Regions from separate parts of the Homo sapiens genome. Here region 1 is linked to region 2. Evidence: read pairs that join two places in POLR2A ChIA-PET (ENCODE). Cell type or tissue: MCF 10A. All regions are shown on one strand. Each heading gives the region's core, and the rest is flanking DNA. Links, peaks and the distances in the headings are about the cores only.

What was found. Peaks named below come from ENCODE experiments on the same cell type or tissue, not always from the same donor. Only the 100,000 strongest peaks of a DNase experiment are listed, where the experiment ranks them.
Region 1: POLR2A ChIA-PET joins it to region 2 with 10 read pairs; 5 of 35 experiments call an interaction of 5 or more read pairs at or near these places.

What each region holds. Positions count from the first base shown.
Region 1 is chr1:52,479,369-52,483,767 of GRCh38, forward strand. TUT4 (terminal uridylyl transferase 4) reads right to left here. Exons shown (of 30, transcript NM_001009881.3): 10 at 2,436-2,555; 11 at 2,055-2,267. Among named protein-coding and RNA genes, the nearest start is that of TUT4, 72 kb to the right of the region's middle. In MCF 10A, for the core only: no CTCF peak of the experiment used is centred there; no DNase peak of the experiment used is centred there.
Region 2 is chr1:52,663,840-52,668,171 of GRCh38, forward strand. It overlaps a transcript of SHISAL2A not described here. Among named protein-coding and RNA genes, the nearest start is that of COA7, 32 kb to the right of the region's middle. RefSeq lists a silencer at 2,498-2,792. In MCF 10A, for the core only: a CTCF peak has its summit at 2,682 (motif pointing left); DNase peaks (open chromatin) are centred at 2,012 and 2,682.

The DNA of each region.
Region 1 (4,399 bases), core at 84-4,083, 180 kb before region 2:
GTAGACACAGGGAAACCTGTTAGGAGGCTATAGTAGTATCCCAGGCCAGAGATGATGGTGGCTAGGACCAGGAAGGTAACAGTGGAGGTAGTGAGAGGTAATCAAATTCTGGATACATGTTGAAGTAGAGATGACAGGATTTCCTGACAAGACTTGATATAGGGTATGAAAGAGAAGTAAAGGATGACTCCAAGGTTAACCGAAAGGAACATCCTTTCAGTTAATTGAGCAACTGAAAGGATGCAGTGCAAACAATTAAGATGAAAAAACTAAGTGTGGAGCAAGTTTGAGGGGAGGATCAGGAATTCAGTTTAGACACATTAAGTTTAAGACATCTATTAGACGGCCGGGCGCGGAGGCTCACGCCTGTAATCCCAGCACTTTGGGAGGCTGAGGCGGGTGGATCACGAGATCAGGAGATTGAGACCATCCTGGCTAACACGGTGAAACCCCATCTCTACTAAAAATACAAAAAATTAGCCGGGCATGGTGGCCGGGCACCTGTAGTCCCAGCTACTTGGGAGGCTGAGGCAGGAGAATGGTGTGAACCTGGGAGGCAGAGGTTTCAGTGAACTGAGATCGTGCCACTGCACTCCAGCCTGGGCGACAGAGCGAGACTCCGTCTCAGGAAAAAAAAAAAAAAAAAAAAAAGACTATTAGATATCTAAGTAGAGACAATAAATGGGCAGTTGGTTATACAATTATGGTGGTCAGGAGAGAGGTCTGGCTGGAGATTTGAATTTGAGAGTGATCATCATACAGACAGTACTTAAAATCCACAGGATTAGATGGGATTACCAAGGGAATGTACATACACAAGAAAAAAGGGATCGTGAACTACAGCACTTCAACTTTAAGAGATTACAGAGGAAAAAAGAAACCAGCAAAGGAAACTGAGAAGGAATAACCAGACACGGGTCTGGTGTCCTGAAAGTCAAGTGAATAAAATTTTCAGAGAGGGAAGTAATTAACTGGCAAGTGTTGCTAATAAATCAAAAACAACAGAAACTGAGAAATGACCACGGGATTTAGTAATGTGGAGGTTACTGACATTGATGATACAAGTTTTGGCAAACTGATGGGGTGACATCAAAGCCTGATTAGTGTGAGTTAAGGGGAAACAGAGAAATCAAAAATAGTAAATACAGACATTTCTTTAAGAAGTTTCGCTGCAAAAGGGAGCAAAGGAATAGCTGGGAGGGGAAGTGATGTCAGATTTTTCTTACAGTGGGAGAAGTAAGAGCATGTTTGATTTTGTAGGGAATGAAAAATTGGCAATTTATGAGGGAATAATTGCTAGAGTGATATTCTGGAAAAGACAAGAAAGGATGAGACTGAATACGCAAGTGAAGAAAATGACTTTAGATAAGAACATGGCAAGTTCCCAGTGAAGTAATAAGCAAGCATTGGCTGAGAGTATTAGTGGTTTGAGGAGAGAGTATACAGTAGTACAGGAAAGTGGAAGAGTTGAATACAATAGTCAAGTATATCAGGAAACTACAAATAATTCAATATAGCTAGAGCAATGATTTCAGAAATGTTCAGATTTCTGTAATAATGCATCTGTCCATTTAGAAGACTACAAGCTTCTGAAGGACATAATCCATGTACCTTTGGTTCTCTAGCACTCAAGATAATGCCTGGCACATAGCAGGTCCTTAAAAATGAATGCTGAATGATCAAATAAGCAAAGCTACCCTCTCTTAGAGCACAGGGGCTTTATTTCTCCACCCAATTGGCAACAAAATTCCCATATGCTGAAGTCTGGTCAGAGCCCAACTCTTAAAGGAAATTTTCCTTGTCTAGATGAAAAATGACAGATTTATCTTGACATGATTCAAACAACACAAGTTTTCCAAAATAAGGCATAAATTCATTAGAGAATCTTGGTACTGAAAAACTAAACCAGATCAACCCCTCACTTTATAGATGAGGAAAATGAGGCCAAGAGGCTTGCTCAAGGTCAGTCAATCTACAATTAAAATAGCTTCAATCGAAGAATATCACAAATTCTACAGATAGAAAAGCCAAAAAACAAAAACAAAAAGGCTTACTTTGCCATGTTTTTCCTTCATGGCATTACTTTGGTTGTCTGTTTCTGTCTTCTTGGTATCATCTTTTGGTTGGTCTGCCTTAGCTTTGTTTTCCTCAGCAATTGAGTTTTTCTCAGTTGCACTACTTGAATTACATTCCCACTTCACAAACTTCTCTTCTACTATGCCCTTCAGCTGAAAGTCATCCATTCTTTTTGGGTCAAAGCCTTCAATCTATATAAAAAGGCATTCCAAATTGGTAGTGGAAAAATTATTTAAAAAAAAAAAAAAAGATGGACAAACAGACAAACCAGAATTCCAGCTTAAAATGTTTGAGCAGAGTTCTCTGCAAGAGCAAACTATATATATATATGCATATATATGTCACAAATTCATGCTTACCCAACTTCCAAGTAAGCAAGGAAGAAGAGGGGGTTTTCTCTGTTGTAGAAAAAACATCACCATTAAAGCAAAACAGTAAGAAGGGATTCCACCATCAGTTTGGGAGTCAATATAGCACAACTGCAAAATGAAGGGGAAAAAAGTACTACCATTTAGCTTTCTTAATTTTCATGATAAAAGTAGCTTGCTTTTTCCTACCCTAATCATTGTAAAAAGTTCAAATGACAATGAAAAATATAAGGAATAACTTGAAATATCATCACTCTAAAATAACCATTAAAATGTTGATGATCATTTTTTTCATTCTTTTTAAAATTCATACAAAGATACATATTTTTGTTAAAAGGAATAATATTACATGTAGTTATTTTACTGTGGACACATTTTAAAAATATTTTTTCATCTTGCCTCTACTTCTACTTCAATTAACAACCTTCTATGTCTTCTTCTAGGCCTTTTTCTATACTCATATACAAATACACATACATTTCTATTTCCTATATAGGTATAGGGAGAAGTTTAAGTTTTTCAACATTATTTTACCAAAATAGTATATTATAGACATCTCTCTGTATATTACTCTTCTCCCTTAACAATATATCAAGAAAGTCCCTTTAAGTCAGTTAGCAAGATCTAACACGTTATTTTATTTTTGAGACAGGGTCTTGCTCTGTAGCCCAGGGTGAAGTGCAGTGGCATGATCATGACTCACTGCAGGCTCAACCTCCCAGCCTCAAGTGATCCTTCCACATAGCTGGGACTACAGGCATGCACCACCATGCTCAGCTAATTTTTTTTATTTTGTAGACTATTTGTAGACAAATTTTACTTACGTTGCCCAGGCTGGTCTCGAACCCTTGGGCTCAAAAGATCTCCCCGCTCGGCCTCCCAAAGTTCTGGGTATTTATAGGCATGAGCCACCATGCCCAGCCAACACATTCTTTTAAATGCTTAAATTATAGTCTATGATATGGATGGTTACGTAACAGTTCCCCCATTCAAGAACATTCACATTTTGTTCCCAGTTTTTGCCACTTCAAATAATGCTGTAATGTTCATCCTTATACATGTTTCCTAAGTATTGGTGCTTATTTCTATGAGCTGTATGCCTAGGAATGTTTGTTAAATTAAAAAATGAGTGATATATTTTAATCTTAAAATATATTGTTAAGAATCGTTTTTCCAAAATCACTACAAAAATTCGTATTTTCCACTAGGAACCCAGGTGTGTTCACCCCTTCGAACACTAGGTATTATCCTGTGCATACACCCCTTCAAACACTAGGTATTATCACTTAAAAAATAATTTTCAATAATTTTCAATGGGATGGGTGAAATGTAGTATCTGATGGTTACTTTAATTTGCATGTCCTTGACCCTAAAGAGATTATGAAATTTGTGTATGTTTACTAACCATTTGGGATTTATTCTTTTCTAAATTGCCTATTAAATATTTTGCCAGTTTTTCTATTTTCATCCAATACATCAATTTATAAGAGTTTTAATTATAGATAATAACCCTTTACGTCTGATATATGCATTTGAAAGATGTTATTTTTCCCAATCTACTATTTTTCTTTTGATATTATTTATATCTTACCATATAAAATTTTTTATTTTCACTATGCTTTAGTTTAAATATGCTTATTTCAGACACTCAGCCCTCCATATCAATGGGTTCTGCATCTGCACATTCAATCAACTGCACACTGAAAATATTTTTTAGGCCGGGCACACTGGCTCATGCAAGTAATCCCAGCACTTTGGGAGGCAGAGTGGGTGGATGACTTAAGGTCAGGAGTTCGAGACCAGCCTGGCCAACATAGTGAAACCCTGTCTCTACTAAAAATACAAAAATTAGCCAGGCACAGTGGCAGGCACCTTTAATCTCAGCTACTCGGGAGGCTGAGACAGGAGAATCACTTGAACCCAGGAGGTAGAGGTTGCAGTGAGCTGAGATTGCG
Region 2 (4,332 bases), core at 333-4,332:
TTAGTGACTTAAATCTATTCTTGGATATGTTGTTTAAGTCCTTTGTGAACTGAAAATAGTGCTGGATGATAAAACCTGCCAAAAAGCTATCGCAGAATGTACCAACCCTGATTATGCTGATGCAACAATGATAGTCATATTTTTGAGCATTGCAATATGCCAAAATGCATTCTGAAAAACCATACTTGACCGTGCAGAATTTACACAACAGAGAATTTGAACACATTATACCAAATAGAAGTGTTTATATAACTACAGAAGACAAAGGTATCGAAACCTTGGCATATGGAAAATAGAATTTGTCCTGCAAGACCAGCCCATTTTATTTATTTATTTTTTAATTTTAATTTTTATTCTTTTTTTTTTTTTGAGACATAATCTCGCTCTGTCGCCCAGGCTGGAGTGCAGTGGCGCGATCTCCGCTCGCTGCAAGCTCTGCCTCTCGGGTTCACGCCATTCTCCTGCCTCAGCCTCTCGAATAGCTGGGACTACAGGCGCCGGCCACCACGCCCAGCTAATTTTTTTTTTTTTTTGAAACCGAGTTTTGCTCTTGTTGCCCAGGCTGGAGTGCAGTGGCGCAATCTTGGCTCACCGCAACCTCCACCTCCCGGGTTCAAGCGATTCTCCTGCCTCAGCCTCCCGAGTAGCTGAGATTACAGGCGTGTGCCACCATGCCCGGCTAATTTTTTTGTATTTTTAGTAGAGACGGGGTTTCTCCATGTTGGTCAGGCTGGTCTCAAACTCCCGACCTCAGGTGATCTGCCCGCCTTGGCCTCCCAAAGTTGTTGGGATTGCAGGCGTGAGCCACCGCGCTCGGCCCTGATTTTTTGTATTTTTTAGGAGAGACGGGGTTTCACTGTGTTGGCCAGGATGGTCTCCATCTCCTGACCTCGTGATCCGCCTGCCTCGGCCTCCCAAAGTGCTGGGATTACAGGCATGAGCCGCTGCACCCCGGCTATTTTTATTCTAAGACAGGATCTTGCTCTGTGCCCAGTCTGGAGTGCAGTGGTGCAATCATGGCTCACTGCAGTCTTGACCTCCCTGGCATAAGTGATCCTCCTGCCTCAGCCTTCTGAGTAGTTGGGACTACAGGCGCACACCACCACGCCTAGCTAATTTTTGTATTTTTAGTAGAGACGAGGTTTTGCCAAGTTGCCCAGGCTGGTCTCGAACTCCCAGGCTCAAGCAATCCGCCAGCCAGCCCATTTTGATCTGCACAATACTTAAGCTGAAGGTATAATACCACCCACCCCTATGCGATGTCTGTACAGATGTGAAAGGACTTTGGAAGTTGTGATGTGCTCGACAGATGTTATTTATTGTTACTAAATGAAAGTTGGGGAAAGATCTCCTAGATTTCTTCCCAAGGGGCTCCAATTGTCAGACTGTTCAATTCTGAAATTTTCTATTGTTAACATATGTGGTGCTAAAGGTCTGTAATTGTGGAATCTTGAGCCTGATTCTAATCCTGTGAAACCAGAATCCTGTGAATCTGACATTCTGTAACTCTATCCAAGTGGGAGGTCAAGGTCTGAAGGCCAGGGCAGGGTGGGGACAGAGGTCAGCAGGAGGATCCCACTCCCCTAGGGAGGAGCAGTTGTCCCCGATGTCTTCTACCTGGGCTCACCCTTGGAGCTACAGCCTCATTATCATTCAGACTTATCATGAGCTCATCACCCTTCCTCCAACCAGCCCTCCCTGGGGCCTCATTGTATGCATTATCCATATTCATTACACATTTTTCTTCCATTAAGTCGAATTAAGCCACTTTGCCAACACTGCAGGAACCAAAATCTCCCTCAATAAGTATGGGCCCTATTGGGGCCCAGAGGAGGCCCTAAGTTAGGACAAATCTACCCATCCCCACCTCCCTCCCATCCTTCTTCTCAAGCACCATCCCCCCCCACTTCCCTGTACCCCAGATCACATGGAAGCTGCAGAAGCACTCCTTTCTGCAAGTTCTGGTACATGGTGTTCCCTCCCTGATGGCCTCACAGGCAGCTGCTGACTCACCCCAGGTTGCTAATGCATCAGGTAGCCATGTATTCCGATGGAGCTGCTTCATAAAATGTAGCAGCGTGTGCATGTGTGAGCTCACATGTGTGAACATGACCAGAGCACCGGCCCTGGGCTGTGGACTTGAGACCTGGATTCTAGGCCACCACTATTTACAGGGTTACCTTGAGCTAATGCCTTCCTCTCTGTCTCAAGAGAATATCCCAGCCCTTCTGGCCTCACTAGGTTGTTTGGATACTTACGAAGAAATGTGTTAATAATACATTGTTCTACAATGTGTTATGAAGTAAAGTGATATCTAAATGCAGTGTACCGGCTGGGAGCGGTGGCTCACGCCTGTAATCCTAACACTTTGGACGACTGAGACGGGGGGATCACTTGAGGTCCGGAGTTCAAGACCAGCCTGGACAACATGATGAAACCGTGCCTCTACTAAAAGTACAAAAATTAGCTGGGCGTGGTGGCAGGCGCCTGTAGTCCCAGCTACTTGGGAGGCTGAGGCAGGAGAATCACTTGAACCCAGGAGGCGGAGGTTGCAGTGAGCCAAGATTGCGCCGCTGCACTCCAGCCTGGGCAACAGAGTGAGATTCTGTCTCAAATTAATTAATTAATTAATTAAATGCAGTGTACCACCAAGATGTCCATGTCCAGCCCCATAGCACCACCTGCTGTGTGACCTTAGGCAGATCATTTTACTTCTCTGAACTTTTGTTTCTGTGCACACGCGCGTGTGTGTGTGTGTGTGTCTATAGTTTTTTGAGTGCTTACTATATGCTGAGCATTGTGTCTGGCATGTTATGGGGTTTACGCTGTACCAGTCAAGATTCTCAGTTGTAAACAAATTCTCAGAGGTAGTTGCCAGAAACTACCTCTGGCAAAATTAAGCAAAAAGGGTCTTTACTGGAAAGCTATTGGATGTCTCACTGAAATGACAGGGAGACCACAAAGCTAGATGAGAATCAAGGGCAGCTGGGCACGGCCAAAGTCCTGCCATGGGAACTATGTGTTTAGGACAGACTCTGCCTCTAGCCACACAGATACTTGCTGATCACCACTGCACTGCTAGGCTCTTGCCCCATTGCAGCCACCTGAAGTAATCTCTGTCCTTGCCCCTCTGCTAACTGCCACCAGACTCAGCCCATGTAGGGCATTGACTTGGCCAATCACAAGCCCACAAGGGTCAGGAGGAGTTGCTGCCTCCTTCAGCTCCCACATAGCTTGGAATTCCTCCAGATAGGGAGTGTTTGGATGCTGGGTGGCCCAGAGCAATCAATGTCCACTATAGGCTTCACCAATTCTGAGTTTGGTAATATTACATTTTACAGGTGAAGAGACTGAGGCTCTGAAAGGTTTATATACTGGTTACCCAGCTAGTATGGGTACACGAACACCTACCTTGCAGGAATGGAAGAAGTAAATGGGCGTAGTTAGTCAGCACGAGTTCATTCCTCTTTTCCCCTCAGTAATAGCTCTTGCTGGGAATGTTTGCTCCGCCATGGGGAAGTCTTTCAAAGATTTGTTCACATTCTCTATGACCCTGCAGGTGGTTCCTAACTTCCTGGCAACAACCACAATTGTAATTCGTTCAAAGAGATTGACTGCTGTGGAGACAGATCATCACCATCACCATCACCATCACCATCACCACCACCACCATCATCATCATTGTCATCGTCATCATTATGTTGCTTTTAGCTCACTGGAGCCTCACAGAACCCTGTGAGGTAGGTATTACCTCAGTTTACCAAATGAGAAAACTGGGGCTCGGAGGGGGTTTCATGGCTGTCCCAGACTTACAAAGCAAGTCAGAACCAGAATCATATCTAAATCTTCTGTCTGCAGAATCCACTCTATCACGTGGCCTCTATTTCAAAGAAGCAGGCCAAAAACAGGACATACAGCATTTGACATAGACATGGACCATCAAGGCAGGGAGATCCTAGCCCCTTTGCATCCTTTCTGCTTTTTCACTGGTAGGAAAGTTGAGTTCTAGAGAGAAATGCCCTGCCCAACCTCACACAGTGCCATTGGTGAAGCCTCCATGGTTTGAATATAGTTCTCTTGCCACCCAGTTTAGTAAGCATTCCCCACACCATTATGGAGCTCATTTCAAAGTTGAAGTAACTGAGATGGTCACCCCGGGAGTAAATGGCCCACCCAGCTGTTGGGATGAGTACATAGCTAATGTGTGGGCCCAGAAGAAAGGCCATGGCAGCAGGGTGGCTGGGAGGTAGCAGGCTTTGCACGTCCAGAAAATTCTGTTCTCTCAAAATCAGGAAATGTCTCCACACTTTAAGATGCAGTTATCCTCTCCTG